3 separate regions of the Homo sapiens genome follow, and all the other regions are linked to region 3. A link is a loop called in an ENCODE intact Hi-C map of the cell type or tissue named here. Cell type or tissue: heart left ventricle. All regions are shown on one strand.

Region 1 (8,000 bases), 71 kb before region 3:
GAAGCACCTCGAGAGTATTTTTTCTAACCTCCTGACCTGGGATCTTCCAACAGGTATATACACCCTCACACCAGCAGGTACCTTCCAAAATGCTGCAGACTCCCCAGACCACAGTCCTGCTCTTGGATACACCATTGGCCTTTTGGAGTTCACCACAGTTCTGAATACTCGGGCTCTAACTCTGTACCCTCCCAAGGTCAAGAATTGCCTCATTCTTTAGATCTATCCACTCCCAGTTTCCCTGGGGTCTCCCCACTACTTGATGGAAGCCTAGCTTCCAGGGCTTTCCCAGGCTGATGGCCTCTACCCCAGGACTCTCCTGACCACCTGCGGTAGACTAGATTACTGTTAAACAAATATTCACTCCTTTTATCCCCTCCCTGGAGGAGGGATATCCCCAGACACATTCATGTTGGGCTTGTTCTTGTGACTGCTTAGCCAATGAAATGTGAGTGGAAGTGAAAATATGCTCACTCCAGGCCTACATTTTCAGGGCCATCATATTTCTGCCTCCCCCTCCAAGAGACTCTAACCTCCATCATTAGACAATTATGCTCCAGGTCACCACTGCCCCAAATCTTGGGTCAAGAATGAGAGATGCAGAGAAAATATGAACTTGAGCCTCAGCTTGAAGCAGAGCTGCCTTGGTCAACCCACAGGCATTAAAACAAGATTTAAGTAGTTTGTCATGCAGCATATTGTAGTGGTTGCTGACTAACATACCACTCATGAGGGGAGAGCCAATATCTTGCTGAAGTGAGATCACTATTACGACATTAGCTACCACAAATCACTAACAAAGGAAAATTTGTTGTATTCAGAGACACTTACATAAATCCATTCTAAGGATCAACATTTTCGGGCAAGAATGAATCACATTTGGCTATTATTTGCTTATAAGAATTGGAGAAAGGATGTTAACCCACGAATGCTCTGGAAGAAAACCCAAGTGAGAACTGTTCTACTATCACCAATCCAAGGAAAGATCAAGAATGCAAAGTGTCACTATTGCCTCAGGGAAAGAAACTAGCACACAAGCAAATTATATCCCCTGCCTATCTTCCACTTGGCTGCTTTGATAAAGAAAAAGGACACAAGTTTTGGAGTTAGAGGGGAGCTGACTTGGTGCCCTGCTACAAAATGTATTTACAAAAACAGACTTTGCAGAGCTGATATGATGGGTGTCTTGAAGATTGTGATGGTCTGCAACGGAGAGGGGCTGTACTTGTCTTCAAGGGCTGCCACAACAAAGTATTCCAGACTGGGTGACTTCAACAACAGACATTTATTTTCTTGCTTTTCTGGAAGCTAGACATCTTAGATGAAGGTCTCGGCAGAGCTGGTTTCTTCTGAGGCTTCTCTCCCTGGTTTGCCATGGCTGTCTTCCGCATGTGTCTTCATGTGTTCTTCCCTCTAGGCCTGTCTCTGCCTTCATCTCTTCTTTGACATCAGTCAAATTGGAGTGGGGCCCACCCCAGTGACCTCATTTAACCTTAATTACCCCTTTAAAGACCCCCATCTCCAAATACAGTCATCTTCTGAAGCTAAAGCGCTGGGAGTTAGGAATTCAAAACATGAATTTTGTGGGGACACAATTCAGCCCATGATAAGGGTGGAAATCACAGAGAGTCAGATCAACATTAGGAAGAATTCTCTAACCAGAAACATCAAGTGCTGCAAAAGTAGAGAAGCAGGTCCCTGTTACAGGAGCTATTTCAGCTATTTCTGTGCATATTGCATGACCTCTTTAGCAAGGATTTTTTTTTTTTTTTTTTGAGACAGGGTCTCACTCTGTTGCCCAGGCTGGAGTGCAGTGGTGTAATCACGGCTCACTGCAGCCTCAACTCCTGGGTTCAAGCCATCCTTCTGCCTCAGTATCTTGAGTAGCTAGGACTACAGGTGCATACCAACATGCCCAACCAGTTTTTGTATTTTTTGTAGAGATGGGATCTCACTATGTTGCCCAAGCTGAGGTCTCTAACTCCTGGCCTCAAGCGATCCTCCTACCTTGGCCTCCCAAAGTGCTGGGATTACAGGTGTGAGCCACCACACCTAGCCTGTTTCTTTCATTGGTTCAATAAAGATGCCTGTAGAGCTTACCATATGCTCAGTGCTATGCTAGGTGTTGAATAGGGAACAAAGCATTTATAGTATCTTCCCTCCTGCAGCTTTAAGTCTAGTGCGGCATTTAGGTGTTATACAAGTAAACACATAAATGAACATATAATGGCAAATTGCAGCAAGGGCATTGAGAGTATAAGGGGCTCATTTCATTGGATAGCTAGGGAGGACATAACAGACAACATTTGTTGCTAACACAACCCTGATTATTTCAAGTACCTAGGGATCCTTTTGTCTTGGAGAGTACAGGCCTTTACCCAGCTCAAGGGATGACTTGAAGTTGTTCTAAGCAGTCTTTGAATTCTTATTTCCCTTGACCAGTGATTGGTTGTGGAGAGGCCATGTAATCTATTTCTGGCCAATAAAATGAAAGCCAAAGTCTGTTAATTAGACCTTCCTAAAATATTTTGGTTTTCTGATAAAAAAAAATAGACCTAGTTGTAACAGCCCTTGTTCTTTATCCTTTCTTCTTTGTCCTTTCCTCTTCTTCCAGACTGAAGTGTAGAGGTGATGCCTGGAGGCATGGCAGCTGTCTTGCAACCACGAGGCAGCATGCCAAGTACTGTAAGGACAGAGGGATGGAAAGACAGGAAAAGCCTGGTTCTTGACAACATCGTCAAGCTGTGGCTCAGCTTGCACTCTGTACCTCTGCCTACCTCTTAAGTTAGGAAAATAAACCCCACTTTTTTAAGCTTCAGAAGTTGAGTTTTCTCTCACTTGCAATCAAACACAGTCCCAGTTGATCAGTCCAATAGGACTCACTGAGGGAGTAACATTTGCCTGAGACCCAAAGGCTAAGTAGATGCTATGTAAGTGAAGAACAGGGGAAAAGCATTCCAAGTAGAGGGACAATGGTAAAGACCCCAGGCAGGAATAAGGAACCATAGCCAAACCAGGAAGGCTTGTGGGATGTGATAAGGATCATTCTTTTATAATTCACAAGATGTTTAACAACTGAAAGGTTGGGGTAATAAAGCAGACCTTAGAGTCACGTGTCCTCAGTAGCAAGGCCTGCAGCTCTCCCAGAGCACACAGCATTACTTTCCTATTGCCTGCTGAGCCTGGACAAACATTCATTCCCCTCTGCCTTTCCCTTGGCTTGGTTAATTATGAATTTGCAGCCAGAGTTTGGATACTAAATAGAGTATTTGGTGGGTTGGCTGGTTGGTTTGGCTGCTAGCCCTTGATCTTATGAAGAGAAAACTAAAGCCATCTTTGTCCTCAGAGCAACGAGTCCAGACTGAAGATCAACCATTCTTTCTTTGACTGCCACTGGAAGGCAGTTTTCTACCGCTCCTCCTAAGTCTTTCAAAAACCTGGCTATTTTTCCCCTTACTATGAGGAGAATTAATACAGGTACTTTTTTTTTAATGTGTAGGGAAAATACAGGCATAATACAGGACCCTGGGGCTGGTTAACCAAGAGCAGTGACTCCACCTCTAAGCCTGCAAATGCCACTGGAAAATCAGGAACTGGTAAAGATGACACCGTTTCCTCATGCCTGGTCCTTGCTGTCCTCCCAAGACTCCACCTAGTGCTGTCTACCTGTCCCATTTGCCACTCAACATGTCTGGAGTTTCTCCTGGTCACCACACTTGCCCTGTAACATCTGAAGAACATGTTCTTTCTAGGGAAGGTTTCTGACCCATTCCTGGCCTGCACTAGGAGATCTACCCAAGCAAACCTCACATCCTCAGCATCATGACTCAAACTGCCACAATTTCTGCAGACAATATTTAGTTGCCACTGTGGAGATTTATTGTATTTGCCATTACAGTCTGAGGGTTTAAATAGGTGAGTAGCCAGAAAGCATAATTGTCATTGAACAATGTGCAGATGAGTTAATGGAAACACACGAGGTAGGGGGCACATGAGAGACACACAGCTGTTTTCACTCTGGGCTGGACCTGGTATTTGCACCATCACAGCAAAAGAAAGGCCTTGGCTGAACATGTCCCAGACACCAGCAGAGATTCTAGGGAAACTTTTATAACTTTACCTATGAGGTCCAGAATGCCTTTCCCTGGTTTCCTCTCCCTTGCATTAAACCCCACTTGCCAAACCTAGCCCCTGAGATGTAGCTCCTGTAACCCTTCCCCCAAGGTCCCCTGAATCCGGCCCTCAGAGATGGCCCCTCTTGGGAACTCTGACATCTTTGTTGTCTGAGGCCTCTCAGCACTTCCTTCCCCATCCTCTCTCCTGACCCCACTTTGGCTCTCACTCAGCTAATGCTGTTTTAAGAATTCCCCTACCAGATTAAAATCTCTTAGAGGCCAAGGACTCAATGTTATCATAGCCTTGTCAACGGCTATGAGAGTGATGATAAATTAAGATGTTGATTTTGTCTTCAGTGATACAAAGAAATGCCACACCTTCTATTTTCCACCGTTGCTTATAGAGGTAAAGGTATAGTTAGTTTTTCCTCCCCTTTTTATCCCCGCCCTTGAGAAAGAATTCCTTTTACCATGCAAACATTTCTTCCTCCTAGTCATCAACACAGGGATCCACTCTGAGGGGTTTTGTTTGGGGAGGTTGCAGGGGATGAGTTTCTCTGTTTACTGAAATTAAATGGGCCACTCACAATTCACCTGTTTTTCTGAAGCCTTTGGAAGCTCCACCAAGGGGATGAATTGCACTCACTCTCAGCCCCACAGGAGAAATGACATGGGCTGCTCTGGGGAGTACAGTGGAGTCGCATACGTAACAAAGCCCCACATTTATTTAGCTCTCACCCAGGCTTGCTGTTGCAGGACCCCCAGCCTCCTGCAAGGCAATCACTTCTGGGAGCACACAGTGAGTGGCTCAGATGTGCTGTTAGAAAAGTTCTCTTGGCCATCTGTGGCAGCCACCATGTTCCCCAATCCTGCTGCAACTCATGTTGGTAATGTCCATGATGTCTGTGAGGGTGTTTCCAGGGGTCTGCACTGGGCTAGGATCTCCTTGCTGGTGCCTCTGATACCCTGAGAATCTCTATCATTCTCTCTCTCTCTCTCTGTTTTCATCATACTTTGTCACATGAGGGCCAACCTCATATGGCTTTTAGCTTTATGGCTCACAGAATAAGTGGGAGAGCAGCTTTTGGAATGCTTCCTTGCTCCCAGCTTCTCATTCTCCTCCAGGACTCCAATATAAACCCCTAAAGGACTTAGCTGAGGACAAATCTGAGTGACAGAAGTCTCCTTCCTCTGTCCCCTACAGTGGCTCTCTGGATTATCCCTTTTCTTAGACCTCTGAAAATCATCACTGGAAGACACCTGGGAGCCTGGCTTCCTCTTTCATTAGATTATTATCCCTTGGAAGACTTCCAGATGTTCCTATTCCTGTCCAGAATGCTATCCAGAGAAAGATGATCTTGACATGGTGAAATGAGCAGGAAGAATGCTTTAAGCTGGGGGCAGTGGCATAGTCAAAGGTGGGGAGGGACATATTGTGTGTGGGGATCAGCAGCCTGCAAACCTTATAAGACAGAGAAATGGGGCTTAGAAAGTGGAGTTAATGAAAGAGGATCAGTTGAGTTCTGAATTTGTACCTTAGAGCCAGGCAATAAGGAACCAGTGACAGTTCTTGAGCAAGGGAGTAACTCAACATGGCAGTCAAGCCTCCAAGATGACCCCCCGTGATTCTCTCATCTTGGTTTTCACGCTCGGTGTGGTCCCCTCCCACACTGAATAGGCCCAATATGTATAACCAATAATATTGGAGAAATGATGGTCTGAGTCTAGGTCAAAAAAGACATGGCAAAAAGACATTTTAATCCCCATAAAATCGGAAAAAATAATATTCTATTGTGAAAAGAGATTGGGATTGAAGGAGCAGGATACGAGATAATGGTATAAGAATTACGATACAATTTTTCAAGATAAAGGTACTTGCACACTTTTTTATTTCCCCAAATTCCACAAAAATTATCCTGCCCTAGCAGAATATCCTGTCCATTTTGAGCAGATCACGTTGATTCATCTTCCATGCAGCCTAATTCCCTTGCCATAAATTAGTACTCCCTTTTTCCTATTTATTCTGAAACCCTATAAAGTGTTGGCCAGAGACATTCCCATGATCTGCCTTGTCTTCCAGGTCCTCACAAAGCCATGAGGAATGGTGCTGGCTGGGCCCACGAAGATCAAATGTGTCTCCATATGTCCACACACGCATGTCCATCTGGCTCTTTAGGGCTGTCATTAGCCTGCATAGATGTATATTTTGATGACGTTTTTGGAGAGGCTTTTTTTTTTTTTTTTTTTTTTTTTGACGGAGTCTGGCTCTGTCGCCCAGGCTGGAGTGCAGTGGCGCAATCTCGGCTCACTGCAAGCTCCGCCTCCCAGGTTCACGCCATTCTGCTGCCTCAGCGTCCCGAGCAGCTGGGACTACAGGCACCCGCCACCGAGCCCGGCTAATGTTTTTGTATTTTTAGTAGAGACGGGGTTTCACCATGTTAGCCAGGATGGTCTCCATCTCCTGACCTCGTGATCCACCCGTGGAGAGGCTTTTTAATCAGCGACTCTGGAAAAATTCAGAGCCCTGATAACAAAAATTGTGGGAGAAAAGGGCAAGGATGGGAAGAAGGGGAGGCTAGTTCTCATGGAGAATAGGAAAAATGTACAGCTGATCTTAATTATTCACAGGTTCTGTATTTGCAAATTCACCTACTCCCTAACATTTATTTGTAACCCCCAAATCAGTATTTGTAGCACTTTTGTGGTCATTCGTGGACATATGCAGGGAACCAAGACCTTAGAGTCACTGAATGCCCACATTCCCAGCTGAGGTCAGGCGAGCCGCGCTCTGCCTTCTTGTGTCAGTGCTGACGGGAGGTGATCAGAGGTGGGGATGGCGGGGGTGGGGCAGTGCAGGGCGAGAAGCTCAGCTCTGGGCCAGCTGGATGGAGTCTGAATCCCAGCTCTGGCACCAGTTAGTGGGGTGGCCTCAGGAGAGTCACTTATCACTTCTGAAACTCGTGTCTCTTTTGTAAAATAAAAAATATATAATCTGGCCAGGTGCAGTGGCTCACGCCTGTAATCCCAGCACTTTGGGAGGCCAAGGTGGGTGGATCACCTGAGGTCAGGAGTTCGAGACTAGCCTGGCCAACATGGTAAAACCCCCGCCTCCACTGAAAATACAAAAATTAGCCAGGCATGGTGGTGTGTACCTGTAATCCCAGCTACTCCAGAGACTGAGGCAGGACAATCAGAACCTGAGAGGCAGAGGTTGCAGTGAGCCGAGATCGTGCCACTGTACTCCAGCCTGGGCAACGGAGGGAGACTCCATCTCAAAAAATATATATATATATGTATATATATATATATTATATTTTTTTTTATATATTTATTTTACATATATTATATATATTTTATATATATATTATATATATTATATATATTTTATATATATATTATATATATTATATATTTTATATATATTATATATATTATATATTTTATATATATTATATATATTATATATTTTATATATATTATATATATTTTATATATATATATATATTATATATATTTTATATATATTATATATATTTTATATATATTTTATATATATTATATATATTTTTATATATATTATATATATTTTATATGTATATTATATATATTTTATATATATTTTATATATATATTATATATATTATATATATATTTTATATATATATTATATATATATTTTATATATATATTATATATATTATATATATATTTTATATATATTATATATATATTTTATATATATTATATATATATTTTATATATATTATATATATATTTTATATATATTATATATATATTTTATATATATTATATATATATTTTATATATATTTTTTATATATATATAAAATCTGTCAGAATGAGTTGTTTTAGGATGTAAGATCAC
Region 2 (8,000 bases), 500 kb before region 3:
AATTTCTGTATTTTTTGTAGAGACAGGATTTCGCCTTGTTGTCCAGGCTGGTCTTGAATTCCTGGACTCAAGCTATCTGTCAGTCTCCACCTCCCAAAGTGTTAGGATTACAGGTGTGAGCCACGGCACCCAGGTCCCCGCATGACCATTTTTACAGAGACAGTGTGATAGCTGTCAGACCATCACCTGACATTCCTAGTAGGTGGGGGAAGAGCACTCTCCTGCCCCGCTCATGCCCATCTAACTACCTGCAACAATTTAGCTCAGCTTACTGTTATAATTTTTCTCACTGACATAGTTTTTGCAAAGGCAGTTTCAATACTATCAAAAGAAATAGTAACCATTTGGAAAGCATTTAGAACTAATTAAAGTCTCTACTTAAGTCAAATGAGGAAAAGCCAAACTACACTGTGGGACACACAGTAAAGCCCTGCATTAGTCAGCTGTTGCTGTGCAAAAACCTCCTCAAGACTCGGCAGGGTAAAGCAATGATCATTTATAACTGCTCTCATGTCTGCAGGTCAGCTGCTTTTTGGCTGACATAGGCAGGGCTCAGCTGGGCTGGCTCTGCAGCGTGTGTCTCTCATTCTCCTCGTGTGGCAAACAATGGCAGATGGCAATGGCAAATGTGGAAAGCCTTTAAGGCAGAAATCTCATAACTGGCTCCCTGTCACTCCCATTCATCTCCGTCTTTCAGCCAAAGCAAATTACATGGCCAAACCCCAAATCCAGGGGTGGGGAAATATATTCTGCTTTTTCTTAGGAGCAAAGTCACATGGTGGTCAGTGCAGAACCGGTTGAATAACACAACCATTCATCAGCCCTGAAGAAACTCATCGCCTATCTGCTTCCTCAAGACTCCCCTTATCAGGGTACCTGCTCTCCTCCAAAACTTTCTCTTTCCCAAACTGTATCAAACAGTCCACTCACACTAGCTACCCTGCTTCCTTTGGCACCCTCTTTCCACTAGATAACCTGTTCTCTCAGCATTTCTATTTTCATTTGCATCTCCACCGTTTGCCCCATTACCCTAGCAGCTCACAGCGGATCCTGACGGAACAGGCAAAACCCAGAAGTTGGGTGGGTAGGCAATTTTTGAAAGCTTCCACGTTCCTGATTCCTCCTTGCCATAGTCCATTACTAGCGAATGACATGTTTGGGGCCTTGCATGTTTGCAGAACCAAATCAGTTGTGGAGGAAATATGTAAATATCTCCATGGGTGTGTGATTGTACCGTACCTCACCTTAGCAAAGCTTAAATGTCATTTCCAAACTTGGCTAGGTTTCCCTGCGTTATATGTCATCGAGAGCCACTATAACTAAATATTTGTGGGAGTCCTAGCTGACTGCCTGCTTTGTTTCTCCCACTAAAGTGTAAGCTCTTCATGAACAGAGTGTGTCTGTATGATTCACCAGCTGTGTCTCTATCTTTACCCCACAGCCAATCCACAAATGAATGCCATCAGCCTTGCCCCCCATCATATCCCAACCATCCGTGTTTGGCTACTCCATTGCTAGCCCAACCTTGCATCTCATGCCTGTGTTATTTCACAGCCTTCTAGGCTGATACTCCCGCTGCTGCTGTGCCTGGCTGCAGCCTATTCTCCACATCATGAAGAGGAAACTTTGAAAAATGGATAAAATTGATAGCAAATTGTGTTTCTCCTGCACTCAGAATCCTCCTCTGGCTCCTCACTCTAATCTCTGGCTTCAGTAGTTGATGGCAAATATTTAAAAGTCAGCCTGCAGGAAGGACCCTGATTTACTGAGTTTTTCAATGTTGGTGGTGTAAATACTCATCATGGCCAATTTCAAGCCGCCTTCTTTCCTTCCCTCCCTCCCTCCTCCCCTTCTCCCCTCCTTCTTTCCTTCCTTCCTTTCCTCCCTCCCTCATTCCTTCTGTCCTTCCCCCCTTCCCTTCCTTTCCTTCTTCCTTCTTTCCCTTCTTCCTTCCTTCCTTCCCTCCTTCCCTCTTTCCCTCCTTTCTTCCCTATTCTCTACCTCCTACTCTAGAATTGACATTCCATGACAGGCAATCCATGTCTGTCTTAGTCATTGCTTAGACGTACCTGGCACATAATGGAGGCTCAGTACGTATTTCTTGAACAAATAGTTGACTAAATGAATAGATGATCCTTTCTTAATTCTGTACCAGGATTTAAGAATTATTCAAAGTAGATGTCATTGTTTTACAATAACCAAGTACTGCTCAGCACTTTCAAGTTCACAAAGCACGCCTCATGCATCATCTCTATGATCTGTACCCAGGTGCCATCCTGAGAAGCTGGGAAAGGCTTTTCTCTTCCTCCCCACTTTATAAATGAGGAAACAAAGACTCAGAGAGGTGGAGGTTCCCCCTCAAGGCCACACAGCAAGTGTGTATGCACAGGTCTGACTCTCAGTCTGGCACTCTTCTCAATGGTGTCCAGTAACTGTTTAGCTCTTGAGGGGATCTCATCAGAGAAGCCTGGAGGCTTCAGGGAAAGCCGTTCCAAGGAAGAGGAGAGAAAGACATGGTGGCGAGGAAGGAGGATTGACAACCAGGGAAGGCCTTACCTAGGCCTCCACCAGGCTGAGCTTCTGGCCTCAGGCCAGTAACATAATGATTCAGGTCCCCACTCCTGATTCTGCCACTAGATTCCCACTATCCTCCCCCAAGACATGGAGCATTGAGCCCCCCTTCCCCACAGATAGAGTACCCTGGATAGAGTGGGCTCCACACCTAGCACCCACCTTCTTGCAAGACTATAGCAATGAACAGCAGAGAGCGCAAGCTGGAGACCCACAAGCTGAACTCAGTCCTCGGGGATGATTTCTTTAGCCCCTGTAGAGTTCAAAAACTTGGGCCAACATTTACAAGCAGGAGATCCCAAGTGGTTACTTTCTTTAGGCAAACAGGAAAATCTTGCCACACCTCCTGGCCATTCTGGGCTGACACCAGTCATCCACCTGAGACCAGACAAGTGTTGTCCAGTTCAACGCAGCCCCAGTTTCCTATCCCCTCTCCAACCTTGAGGGCAGCCATCGACTGCAGTTCATTTCCATGCTAGTGCTGGAAGTTTTACTGGCGTCGAAAAACATGGCTCTGAAACCCAAGCTTATACCAAAAGGAGAAAAACAATATATGTAGGGCCTCATGATTTTATTACATCATGACTGACATAACCCTGAGTTTAAGAGCCTTGGGCTATGTCTCCATTTCAAATATACCTTTTCTTTCCCCTTTCTTTCTTTCTTTTTCTTTCTTTCTTCTTCCTTCCTTTCTTTCTCTTTCTTCTTTCTCTTTCTTTTCTTTCTCTTTTTCCTTCCTTCTTCCTTCCCTCTTTTTCTTCCTTTGTTTCCTTGCTCCCTTCCTTCTTTTCCTTCCTCACTCCCTCTCTTTCCTTCTCTCTCTTCCTTTTCTTTATTTCTTTTTTCTCTTTCTCTTTTTTCTTTCTTTCTCATCTTTCTTTCTCCTCTTTCTTCTCTTTCTTTCTTTCTTGACAGAGTCTCTCTGTTACCCAGATATGGAGTATGATACAGGCTCACACACCACACCCAGCTAATTTTTTAATTTTTATTTTGTAGAAATGGGGTCTTGCCATCTTGCCCAGGCTGGTCTCAAACTTCTGGCCTCAAGTGATCCTCCTGCCTCAGCCTCCCAAAGTGTTGGGATTGCAGACATGAGCCACCTCGCCCAGCCAAGTACACCTTTTCTTTGTCCTGTGAACAGTCTCACAAAGAAGGCATCCAGAAGCCTCCTTTAGGTGAGGATCCTTGAGTTCAGAGGCGTGGAGGGACTTGCCCAAGGTTAAATAACTAGACATAGACACAGTACGTGACGATAACATCTCATCCAGCACAGGCATCTGCATAAACTGCATTCCCAGCCACACACCACCAGTGTGTTCACCATGACAGGGTGTGCGACCTGATGCAATAGCCCTTGTGTAATCTGACACATCCCCATTAGGTGGCACCATAAACCAACAAAGCTTTCCAGGACAATGCCTTTGCGGAAATTGGTTTTCTTGCATTATTAGGGATTTTAAGGCAGAATTGTTTTTCCCCTCTTTCTCTCTTAAAAAAAAAAAAAAGTCTTTCAATATACAATGTAGCATGGCTTTCGTGCCAGGCATAAAATGAAATTTGCCTTAATCCATTGCCTAGGGAGAAAGTGTGTGTGTGTCACAACTGACATCTGTTAAATGTTAAATGAAGTAAGCAAGCAATAAGAAGGTCTGAAATACATTCTTTGTTCAAGAAGTCGTGCAGACACTGATCAGCTGCTCTGTACAACTGGGAATAAAACAAGCACCTTTTTCTCCCCCCAACAAGCGCCACTGAAAGCCCCCAAGGAGGGCAAAAGCAGAGGATGGGTGGACTTGCGTGCCGTGAGGTTAACACTTCTGTTTCAAGTTCAAGCAAATTGGCTTGGCACAGCAGGAATGACCACACTGCCAGCTCCATTGTACCTGCTTCCTCCCCAGGGCTGAACAGGAGCCCAGGCTTGTCTGTCCTTTCCTGCTATTTCTTTTGCAAAGTGTAAGAAGGTGTGAGGCTTCATCCAAATTACCTGATCAGTTTTGACCATCAGCATGTTATTATGGTGGATCTATTCTTAAAATATATTTGTTCTTTTGTTTTCCTCACTAGCAAGGAATTTTGAACCAGTCACTCCAAAGTTAGCCCTTGCAATTTATTAGTCAAGCTTCGTTATTAACATTATTAACAAGAGAATGAGAACAGATGTAATTCCAATATGCAGCTGGAATATCAGCTAAAAATGTGCTCCTTATAAAGATATACAGGATTATCAAATGAGAAAGAGAAGCTTTGCCTATGCAACCAATTATAATTGTGGGATGGTGTATTTTGGGTATTGGAATTTTTTGATAAACATAAGGATAGGCAGAAAGCCCTTCGGTTTCAATCCTTTGTTTCATCCTTTCCCTCATTCCTAGAAATAGGTTAGGTATCTATGGCAGTAACAGTGAGTGCTTCCCAAAGAGCCACACACGTTTTCAAGCCTCCCCTGCGGTTGAGTTGAGCCATATGGATGAGTTCTGGTAAATGGGAAAATATTTACTTGTATTTTCTTTGAGTTCTATTGTAGTTTTATTTTTGTATTTAATCCCTGTGGAATTTATTTTAGTATATTAGTTTCAAGCCGGTTGTTCCCAGACTATTTAATTAATCTTTCCTTTTCCTACCAATTGCACATACCAATCAGTATATGATAAATTCTGATTTCTGGTTCAGTAATCAATTTTCTCATTCCTATGTTGGTATCAAATTCCCAAATTAGAGTAATTTTGAAATATATCTTACTATCTAGTAACAGCTATCCCCTTTAATTTTTTAAATGGGGTCTCACTATGTTGCCCAGGCTGGTCTTAAACTTCTGGGCTCAAGCAATCCTTCTGTCTCAGTTCAGCCTCCAGAGTAACTAGAAATACAGTCCCGTAACCACCACACCTGGCTCCTTTTAAAAAAAATTATTTTAGTTACTTTCACATATTTATTCTTTGAGTAGAATTTAAAAATCAGTTTGTCAAGTTAAAAAATTAAAGATGGATTAAATTCACAGATTGATTTGGAAATAATTGACATTATGTCGGCCCCGAGCCTTCTCATTCAGGTGCGTGATGTTTCCCTGCATTTCAAGTCTTCTTCCATGTCCTTAGGTCGTTTTGTTTTTCTTCTGTGTTTGATCCTGAGTATTTGATTTTGGTTGCTTTTGTAAATGGGATATTTTTCCCATTTCTCATCATTTTTTTCTAATTTATTATGGCTGAATATTATTCCACTGTATGTATATATCACAATTAATTTATCCATTCATCCATCAATGGACATGTGGTTTGCTTCCACCTTTTGGCTACTGTGCTGCCATGAACATGTGTATACATGTACTTGTGTCCCTGTTTTCAATTCTTTTGGGTACAGACACCTAGGAGTGGAATTGCTGGGTCCTGTGGTGATGCTGTGTTGAGTCATTTGAGGAACCGCCAACTGTTTCCCACAGTGGCTGAACCGTATTACATTCCCACCAGCAATATACAAATTCCAGTTTCTCCACATCCTCACCCATACTCGCTATTTTCTGTTTTCTTTTTTTTTAAAATTATTCCCATCCTAATGAGTGTGCAGCGGTGCCTCATTTTTATTTGCATTCCCCTAATGATGAATGATACTGAGTGTGTTTTCATGTGTTTGTGGGCCATGGTCTGTCTTCTTTGGAGAAATATCTATTCAAGTCCTTTTTTCATTGTTTAAGGGATGGTTTGCCTTTTTGTTGTTAGTTTCCTAACTTTTTGACAGGAGAAAGGTTAACTGAAAGTTGCTGTGTTACATAGGATGCTTTCAAAAGCAACAACTAGAAGATGCAACACAAAATGTCTTAAATGATAAAAAAATGTTAAATGTTTGAGTGATCAGTTATGGTTCTAGCATTCTCCACATATCAATTCATTTAATTCTAAAACGAATACTACAGGGTAGGTATACAAATCAGAAATATGAGGCACAGAGAAGTCCAAAGTCACACAACTGGTAAGTGGTAAAGTTAGAATTTGAACCTAGGAAGTCTGACTCCATAGTCTCATCTCTGAGTGACTAGGTACTAAGTTTGTAGGGAGGCAGTACTGGCATTGATTGGTTTAGCAGCTCAACCTAATATAGGAGTCTAGATTTGTCGATATTCCTATTCTGCTACCCTAAGCATGTTGCCTTTGCCTCAGGCTTCTTCCCTCATGATTGCAAAATGGCTGCAACAGCTCCAAGCATCACATTATCTCCCAGCAACATCCAAATGACAGAAACAGAAAGTCTCTGTGATTTCTTCTTTTTTGAGATTAAGGAAAACTCTTCTAGAAGTACCTCCAGCAGACTTCTCATTGACTACAATTGTGGCACATGCCCCATCCTGAACTCATCACTAACAAGGGAAACAGAACTACAATTTTGGACACAGACTGATCAAGGTTTACACCTTGAAACTTCAATGGGGTCCAGATTCCAAGAACTATCTGCTGCTCAGTTCCTGAACAGAAATCATTTTCTATTAACAAAGAAGAAGGTGGTAATCACTGTTGAGTTGGTGACCAACAGCTGTTGCCACAATTGTCATTTACTTCTGTTAGCCTCAAGGTCAGTGACATCTCCTCTGTGGGCTGGTGATTTCTCACTCTTGATTTCTCCTAGGCCATGTGTCTGATTTCTTCTAGGCCACAGATGCAACACGTACATGAAAATCTGAATTCCCACCGCACATTTGTTTGCAAAACTCTGTTTGCCATTTCTCTCCACTTCTTACGCCTACCTCTACAGATAATAGGGGCATGCATCTCTTTAGGGTGACCTTTGCATATTTATGCTAATTGCAGATTTAAACTATAAGCCCTAACACTCATAATCTCCTAGCTTCCCTCTGTAAAAAAATCCCCCTAAGTGATACTTAATTTCACATGCTTGCCAAATCTTAAATCCAAAAGCAAAAGCCGATTTACCTCTGTACTGAAATTAAAGCTATACAAAGTTTTTGGCTGTGGGGGCACACCTCACTGTCCTCAGTGGCCCTTCGTAGCACAGATTTAAGTTAGGAGTCTCCCTAATTTATTATGACTGATATTTTAAAATGTCATCAAACTATCCTGTCTATAAAGAAATGACGAAGCTTTCTTCCACATTTATGCAAGTCACAGGAGACCTTTCTAAATGGACGAAGTAAAATAATCTTGGGACAAAGCATTTTACTCCATGTAAACACAATGAATACACTGCCCTGAGCATCTGTGATTTTTTCTGAACATTGCCCCTAATCCAATTTTAATGTAGGCTTGTCATGGAAACAAAAACAAACACACTTAACCTTCAAAAGGGAAGATGAATGACACTGACTTCAGGTTTTTGACAAATATCTGTAAATATCTGAGCAACCCAATCTACATGATGATCTTTCTGCTATTGCTGGCAGAGTCTAGTTCTCCCTTCCCATTTACTCTGGAGCTTATATGAGG
Region 3 (8,000 bases):
CACAACTTGATCCTGATGAAAGTAGTTATTACAGTTTCCTTCAAAATAAGTTGCCAAGCTCTAGGTCATAAGACCCTGGCCACAACTGATTGAACCAGGAGTCCAGGCCAAGGAAGCTGGACCTAAGGGAGACCAGCAGCCAATAACAAAGCCTAGTGTGAGACTCTGACCAATAGGACCACTTCTTATTAGATAGTATTAATCAACATACCCAGATCCTCACCCTTGGGAATTTTTAATGCAAAATGAATTAAGAGAGGGATAGAAAAGCAGAAAGATGTTCATGATGAGGCACTGAGAGAGAGAAGCCCATTCAAAAAGCTACTGAGTCATGAGGGTGACAGAATTAATGGAGTAGAAAAAAATTGATTTCAATTCTGTGGGGACAAGATATTTGGGGCACCAGTGCAACCACTGGGACTAGTGTTGAACACATTGTGGTTTTCTCTGGGCCTGACCTCATCTCCCAGCACTCACCCTTACTCCCTATGCTTCTGCCCCACTGGCTTTCTTTGTGTTCCTAAAACTTGCCAAAGTTTTAGGGGCATTGCAACAGTACCTTCCTATGCCTGGAAAATTCTGCTCCCAGACCTACTCCCAGCTGGCTCCTTCAGAACTCTCAAGGCTTGGTTACAATTCTACTTCCTAAGAAATCTTTCAGACCATGCAATCTAAAGTAGCCTCACACCCTTCTCCCTATCCCTCTTTACCATGTTACCAGATTCTTTCCTTCATAGCACTTACCACCATCTGAAGTCACCTCATTCATTTATGCCCTTTGTTTCTTATCCATCAAACATACAAGCTCCGTGCAAGTAGGAACCTTATCTGTCTTGTTCACTGCTAGAGTCCTTACAGCCTAGAACACAGTCATCACACAGTCGGTGCTCAACAAATATTTGTCGTGTGGATAACAGTGCACTTGCTGAGACAAAACAGCACTCCTCACTTTCCTTGTGTATCCTTAAAATGAATGTGAATACCCATCGTCAAATTTTCAACTGAGTATTCCCCTCCATTCCTTACAAATGGAAAGAGTCTCATACCTATGGTGGGGGTCCTAGAGACCTTCATGGTGGAAGACTTTGTGATGAGGGAACTATAGTGCCAAAGTCATGGGCCCCATCATTGGGAAGCAGCCTGAAGGTTCCCTAAAAATAAAACAAAAACTATTCCCCCAAATAAAGGCAAACCTAAGGACATTTGCTCCCCTTTAATTAACATTATTACTTTCCATTCACTCCCAAGGAAGACAGTCAGAATGAGAAGACAGTCAGGATGAGAAGACAGTCAGGATGAGTCAAGTAATTTCTGCTCACTGGAAATTTTGAGACTCTTCCTTCTCTCAACAGCACCACTGCCCTCTCCTCACCATAAACATACATTTTAAGGTCATGCTTATGTTTGCATTTGCAGGGTATTGCTAAAGGGGTATGCATACTTTATTTTTCATGTCTAGTCCTCTAGGCCAGTGTTCCATGCCTAGGACATTTTATCCACTGGCTCTACAGGCACAGTAATTTTGAATGCCCTAAGAAATATTTGAGACCTAAAAAAAATGATATTGTCTCTCAAATAGAATAAATATAATTCAATAAATGTTTAAGTGCACGTTGAACATTATATGATGTCAACTGCCACATCCATGTACTTCCCAAGGAGGTGGAAGGACCTTTTACTGCATTTGGGATGGTGCAGACGCCACCAAAGATCGCATGCCCAGGGCTGCCCAACATCCTAAAATGGCTCTCACACTAAGTCATGACTGACATGGCCTCATCTATGCATGAATTCTTTTGTATGTGACATTCTTGCCACACAAACAAGGTCTAAAGAAGTGAACTGGCATGTACCTGATTTTTTAGTTAGGGGATTCGTATGTGACCCATCACTAGGATTCCCAATTCCCTGGGACAGAACCAGTCTCAAGTACACCACATCCTGCTTTGCCCATAAGTACACTTGCCCTTGTCAGATCCCATGTCATTGCTTGGGTTCAGAAACCATAGCCAAGTATAGAGGACCAAGGTCCGAGGGTATGGCTGGAGAAGGCAAAGGGAGTGAAAGAGGGTCTCGGTTCAGTGTTCCCTTAACTGCCTCTCAGCTGCCTCCCTCGTCCCAGTCTCCTGCCTCCACATGTCTCTGTTAAAGCAGCGATTGGGGAATAAAGACCCATCGAGAGAGTCTTCTAGAAGTCTTGGGACCTAGATTACAAAAGAGGTGAGGAAATGAGGACAGAGCCTGGCGAGAGTATGCAGAGGTTACAAACTTCCTTACACAATTAAACAGAGGTAGGAGGTTACTTAATGGGGAAAAATCCTATCAGTCCCTCAGAGGTGAATTTTAATTTCCATTTGTGTGGTAGACATAATTTTCCAAACAAAGTTGTGTCCCTGGGATTTTCTGCCAAATATTAATTTCCTTCCTCTGCGTTGGAGCTCTAGTATCTGGGCATGTTGCAAAGCGTCTTCAATATGTGTTTAATATTGTACAGGCAATCAAAGGATGTGAGGACTTGCAGCAAATCTAAAACAGCTTAAACTCAAGAGTTGTTGAAAATTAAGAGCTTTGTGGTTGTCATGTTTTCCTTTTTTTTTTTTTTTAACAGACTGTCATTCCAGACCATTACAGAGTGAAGAGAAGTTATTCTATTTTTAAGGACCGCCAAAGTAGATTCCACTGTCTTCACAACCTATTCTGGTGTCTACGAGCTCTCAGCATTGGCAAGTTTTCCTTGGGATCTAACAAAATTCTGTCCATAGAAGCTCAGGCCAGCCAGCCAGCCATGGGAGCCAGAGAAAACTTCCACCACCCCAGATAAAATCTACCTCAGATTTTCAAGATGGTCCGTAAACCTCTGGAGCCATGATAATCCTAATTTCCACAGCCTCCTTTGGCATTTGGAGAGTTTGCTGTGGAAGCTCAATGCTGAACTTCCCCTCATAGGGAGACCTCTTCACCCACCAGAGAGGAGGGAAGCCAGCACCAAACAGCGCTTCAGCCTTGCTGAGTTTAGAGGGTGAGGGGGTGAGCGAGCCATTGTCCCGGTGCCCACAGAGGCCTGCCCGCTCACACCCTGGGCCTGCCAGCTGCTGTTGCTGCCCCCACCCCTCTCAGCACCCTCCCCTCCATGTCGAGGGACTGGCCCTCCCCCGCCCCAAGAGTGCCTTCCGGCCTTCAAGGAATAGAGGCCAGAAGTATCAAGGAAACATGGCCTCACCCAAGAGGAAAAGGAAGCTCAAAAACCAGGCCAGAGGGTGAGGTGGTGCTGGGGCATAGGATGCATCTGGCCGTCACATTACTGAGGGAGGAAGGGAGAAAAGGAAACCAAGTGCTGGTGGCCTGAAGGCTGCCCAGCCTCAGCGATTTCTTCACACATGCCTCTGATTGCCCTGACCGAGGTTCAAAACCGGCTTGAAAATTGCTTCCAGCTCACATTCTGATTCCAATATAAAGGTAACACATGAAAGACAGTGGAAATGATGACCAGGCAGGACCCTGAAAAACAAACATTTGTGAGTAAAAACTGTCTGCGTGGGGATAGACTGCCTGTACTGAAAGAGTAGCCTCGGCTGTATGCACAGTTTAGGCGTTCACGGATTCCCCCAGGCCTGCGGGGAGGATGGGCTCCAGAGTGCAAGGCATGTTAACTAGCACAGCTGTGGGTAGAAAGAGCACTGATCTTAACGAGAAAGGTCTGGGTTCCACCCCAATCTCTGGGAAGGCACTGGGAGTCTGTTTTCTAGGCTAGATCAGTGTTTCCACTGATGGATTCCTATTTTGTGCCCCAAAATGTCATGTTCCCTCCACATGTGGAGTAGCATCTTCTATGGTGAGCTGGCTTCAAAAGATAAATATAAGACAAAATGATTGCTCATGTAAAAGTTTCCCTTTAAAACTTCTTAAATTACTGACAAATACAGAAATACACTCTATCATGAGAGGTTTGGGCAAGAGCTGAAACCCACTGAGGGGAAGCAGTCACATCCACCAATCTGTGCTCAGCCTGGGCATCCATCCCTTCATGGAGCCAAATCACCAACTCTATTAAAAGACTGTGGGATCCCAGCACTTTGGGAGGCCAAGGTGGGCAGACCACCTGAGGTCAGGAGTGCAAGACCAGCCTGATCAACGTGGTGAAACCCCATCTCTACTAAAAATACAAAATTAGCCAGGCGTGGTGGCACATGCCTATAGTCCCAGCTACTCGGGAGGCTGAGGCAGGAGAATCCCTTGAACCCAGGAGGCGGAGGTTACGGTGAGTCGAGATTGCACCATTGCACTCCAGCCTGGGTGACAGAGTGAGACTCTGTCTCAAAAAAAAAGATGGTGGTTTAATTTCTGTTTTGCTGTTTGTAAGAATTTCTTTTTTCTCTTTTTCTTTTCTTTTTGTTTTGCTAAACCCACAGAGTCATGTTTGCATAGGTTCAATATGCATATAATGCAACTCAATCCTAAATATATTTTTAAATATATGTTGATTTTTAAAATATATTATGGGTCCAGCTGCAGTGGCTCATGCCTACAATCCCAGCACTTTGGGAGGCCGAGGTGGGAGGATTGCTTGAGACCAGGAGCTGGAGACTGGCCTGGGCCACATAGTGAGACCCCCATCTCTACAAAAAAAATAGCTGGGCATGCTGGTGCACACCTGTAGTCCCAGCTACTCAGGAGGCTGAGGCAGGAGGATTGCTTGAGTCCAGGAGTTCAAGGCTGCAGTGTACTATGATTGTGACATTGCACTCCAGCCTGGGCTACAGAGCTAGACCCCATCTCTTAAGAAAAAATAGATTATGGTAAATGTGACTGGAAACTCATGAAAGTTTTTCTATGAATTTGTGTTTTATTCATTGTAACAACATTCATGCACATTTACAAAAGAAAGAAATGATATACATGTGTGGTGAGATACGTGAATTATCCAGGCATAGATGATGCTAGATGCAGAGGGATTAGCTGGCCTCTGGCAGTGCAGCTGAGGTGGTCAAATGGGAGCCAAATGAATAAAATGGCCTAAATAATGCACAGCTTGAAATCTTGATGCATCTGTGGTCTCAACACAAGTCCATGCTCATTTCAACTCCATGCTTATACTTGGCTTTCAGCTCACATTTCAGAAAACTAATTTTGAACAAGGGAGATTGAAATTATTTTTATTTAGCCCCTGATTTTTATTATACTTTATTTGTTACTTGTCATTTTTAGGGTGCTTGTGTGCATTATTACCTGTGGGTCACAAAACACTCCCAGGAGGTAGAAAAAATGAGTATGTCACCCATTTGTCAGATTCAGAAACTGAGTCTCCAAAATCCAAGGGTCTCATCTGAGATCAGACAAGCTAAATAATGTTAGAATTGGAACCAGAATCCAACTCTTCAGATTTAAAGTCTGCCTAGATTCAAACAATTCTTTTTGACTTAAAACTTTAAATATCACTGTGCTTACCTGGAAAGGTTTGTTTAATTTTTGTCTAAAACAGAGGAACGCTTTACATGACCATTGAACTTCCCTTCCAGCCCTAGAATAAGTATTTACATTCTCTACCCAGAGTTCTAGATGGGTGCTGTGCACTGGACCCTGTTCGTCTGCCCCCCTCTGGTGGCCATTAAACAAATAACAGATCCTAGAACAACTCCTAGGGCAATGGTTGCTTTCTCTTTCGTCAATCATTCATTCATGCAAACAGCACCTAATATGTTCCAGGCTCTGCACGAGGACATACACAAATAAACAAGATAGAGTGCTGCCCTCAAGGCTGGTAGACAAACAAGTGAATAGATTATTATAAAATAGTAGGACAAATGTCATGCAGAGTATGCAGACAATGCTGAGAGTGTACAAAGGATGCCTGGACTGGCCTTTTGGGGGAAGGGCAGATATTAAATAGTTAGGAAAGGCAGGCGGTACCCAGGCTGAGTTCTGAAGGAGAGATAGGAGTCAGGGATGGAAGGAAGCATTAGGAATTCAGGGAGCTGCCAGGATGCCAGTTCAAGATGGTGGAATTTAGAGCACAGGTTTTAAGGGGGCAGAGCAAGAAGTGGGGTCAGGGACATTGGCTGGGCCAGATTAGGAAAGGTTTTTTATGTCACAGTAGCATTTGAGCTGGTATCCACTAGCCTAGTGTCCCCAAATGTTTTTTTAATCTTGTTCCCCATCAATAAAAATATCTGCAGATGCATCCCTAATTTGTGGGTATTTATTCCTTTATATATTTTATACCCAGGCAGTATAGCATAATGGTTTATTCATGGGCTCTGGAGCTAGACTGACCAGGCCCAAATTCTTCTCTAAGAAGAACTTAGGACAATGCCTGGTACATGGTAAGTGTTACATGTTAGCTAGTATTATTGCAGAATTATCCTATTTGGTGCCATCATAAAGGTAGGGTTGGGAATTACACCATGTAGTGGCTTCACCTACTCCAAGAAAGTCTCTTTTAATATAAATATACTTCAAAATATCAAGAACTACTCTAGTCTTCAAAATCTCAACCAGAAGAACAGACCACTCTCAACCGTCTCACCTACCCACCCACCAAAGAGCAAAGTAGCTCTGTCATCTCCTGATTGTACTTATGGCAAAACTCATCCACGCAGAGGATTCCTCCATTTAACTCAAAGCAATAAGATGAGGCCTGGGGTGGGGCTTGAGAATCTGCAGTCCTAATAAACTCCCAGGGGATGCCGATGCTGCCAGCCCAAATTCCACACTTTGGAATTTTAAAAGGAAAATATAAATAATAAACTGTTTTTTAGAACATTATTTTACAATAGACACTGAGAAATTCAAGAGGGGGCCAGGGAGGGGTAAGTGTTGAAAAATATCCTACTGGGTACTATGCACTGTACCTGGGTGACAGGTTCAATTGTACTCCAAACCTCAGCATCATGCAATATAACCTTTGTAACAAACCTGCGAATGTGCCCCGTGAACCTATCATAAAAATGTTTTCATGTTCATTTTAATTATTAGGGCACAGCATCTTTGTGTTCTCACTTTTTAAAAAATGTGTTTTAGCAAAGGTAAATATGCTTGAATTTTAATAATCATTAACACTGTGAGGTTGCTGTGTGCAGTCCTAGGTCTAAATTCACATTATTCCAGTACATGGCTTTGAAATAACTGAAAAGGGGCTTCGCCAATATGCATAGATAACAAATGAAAGAAGTGCTTCATGGGCTATGCCTAAAAATAGTGAAAATCATTTTCAGCCTCATTCACCAATTTTGCAGAGGTCTTTGTTAAAATTCAGCTAATAATTTCCATTTTTCCTGATGTCAATCAGTTGTACTTACAAAATAATTAGAAGATTTATCTTTTCACATTACTAAAAAACCAGTTTATTTTAGAAGATTTTTTATAAGGTTAGAATATCCTGTTTCCAAGTTTTTAAAGTAAACAGATACGATAGTTTTTATAGATGGCCTGCTTACGTCATTTTCAGCCTCGAAATCACATAACCCTGGAGACACTTTCACTCTCCATTTTCAGTATACTCTCCCCAAAGCATGAATTTATTTAAAAGGCTATTGTTTTTGCACCCTTGTTACAACATACCCTTGGCCTTGAAAAGACAAGTGTATTTATTTTTTCCAAATATCTTTTAGGTACATTTTATTGACACCGCTTTCATCACAAAAAAGGTCAGCAAACCTGGAACGTTTTCCATTTATAAAAGAAAAATTCATGACATGTTTAAGTTTGATAACTCTTTTAAGTACTTTGTCATAGGAAACCCTTTTTGCCTCATGTAGTATTAAGCTGTATTTCTCATCCTCATTTATTCTATTTCTAACTAGGGAGCTATAATTTGCTTTTCTCCACATCTTGCTGAAAAAATACATACACATACACCACACACACATGCACACACACAGCACCACCACCACCACCACACCAAACATATACATACACACGTACAGTTGAAATACATATCACTCCTGCTAGCATAATTTTAATCCGGCAGTGTGCTGTTACGTTAAAAACCAACTCTCTGAAAA

The links. A loop is a pair of places that touch in the nucleus more often than their neighbours do. Peaks named below come from ENCODE experiments on the same cell type or tissue, not always from the same donor. Only the 100,000 strongest peaks of a DNase experiment are listed, where the experiment ranks them.
Region 1: it touches region 3 in a loop (2.5-fold over the local background); 21 of 110 quality-filtered maps call a loop at or near these places.
Region 2: a loop joins it to region 3, with 4 times the contacts of the local background. A loop is called at or near these places in 31 of 110 quality-filtered maps.

Annotation. Positions count from the first base shown.
Region 1 is chr3:16,117,534-16,125,533 of GRCh38, reverse strand. No RefSeq gene overlaps it. Among named protein-coding and RNA genes, the nearest start is that of GALNT15, 53 kb to the left of the region's middle. In heart left ventricle, no CTCF peak of the experiment used is centred here; no DNase peak of the experiment used is centred here.
Region 2 is chr3:16,546,904-16,554,903 of GRCh38, reverse strand. No RefSeq gene overlaps it. Among named protein-coding and RNA genes, the nearest start is that of LINC00690, 15 kb to the right of the region's middle. In heart left ventricle, CTCF peaks have their summits at 3,744 and 3,943 (motif pointing right); no DNase peak of the experiment used is centred here; H3K4me3 peaks cover 443 bases; H3K27ac peaks cover 1,605 bases.
Region 3 is chr3:16,046,471-16,054,470 of GRCh38, reverse strand. No RefSeq gene overlaps it. Among named protein-coding and RNA genes, the nearest start is that of GALNT15, 120 kb to the left of the region's middle. In heart left ventricle, a CTCF peak has its summit at 5,595 (motif pointing left); a DNase peak (open chromatin) is centred at 3,145; H3K4me3 peaks cover 305 bases; H3K27ac peaks cover 2,346 bases.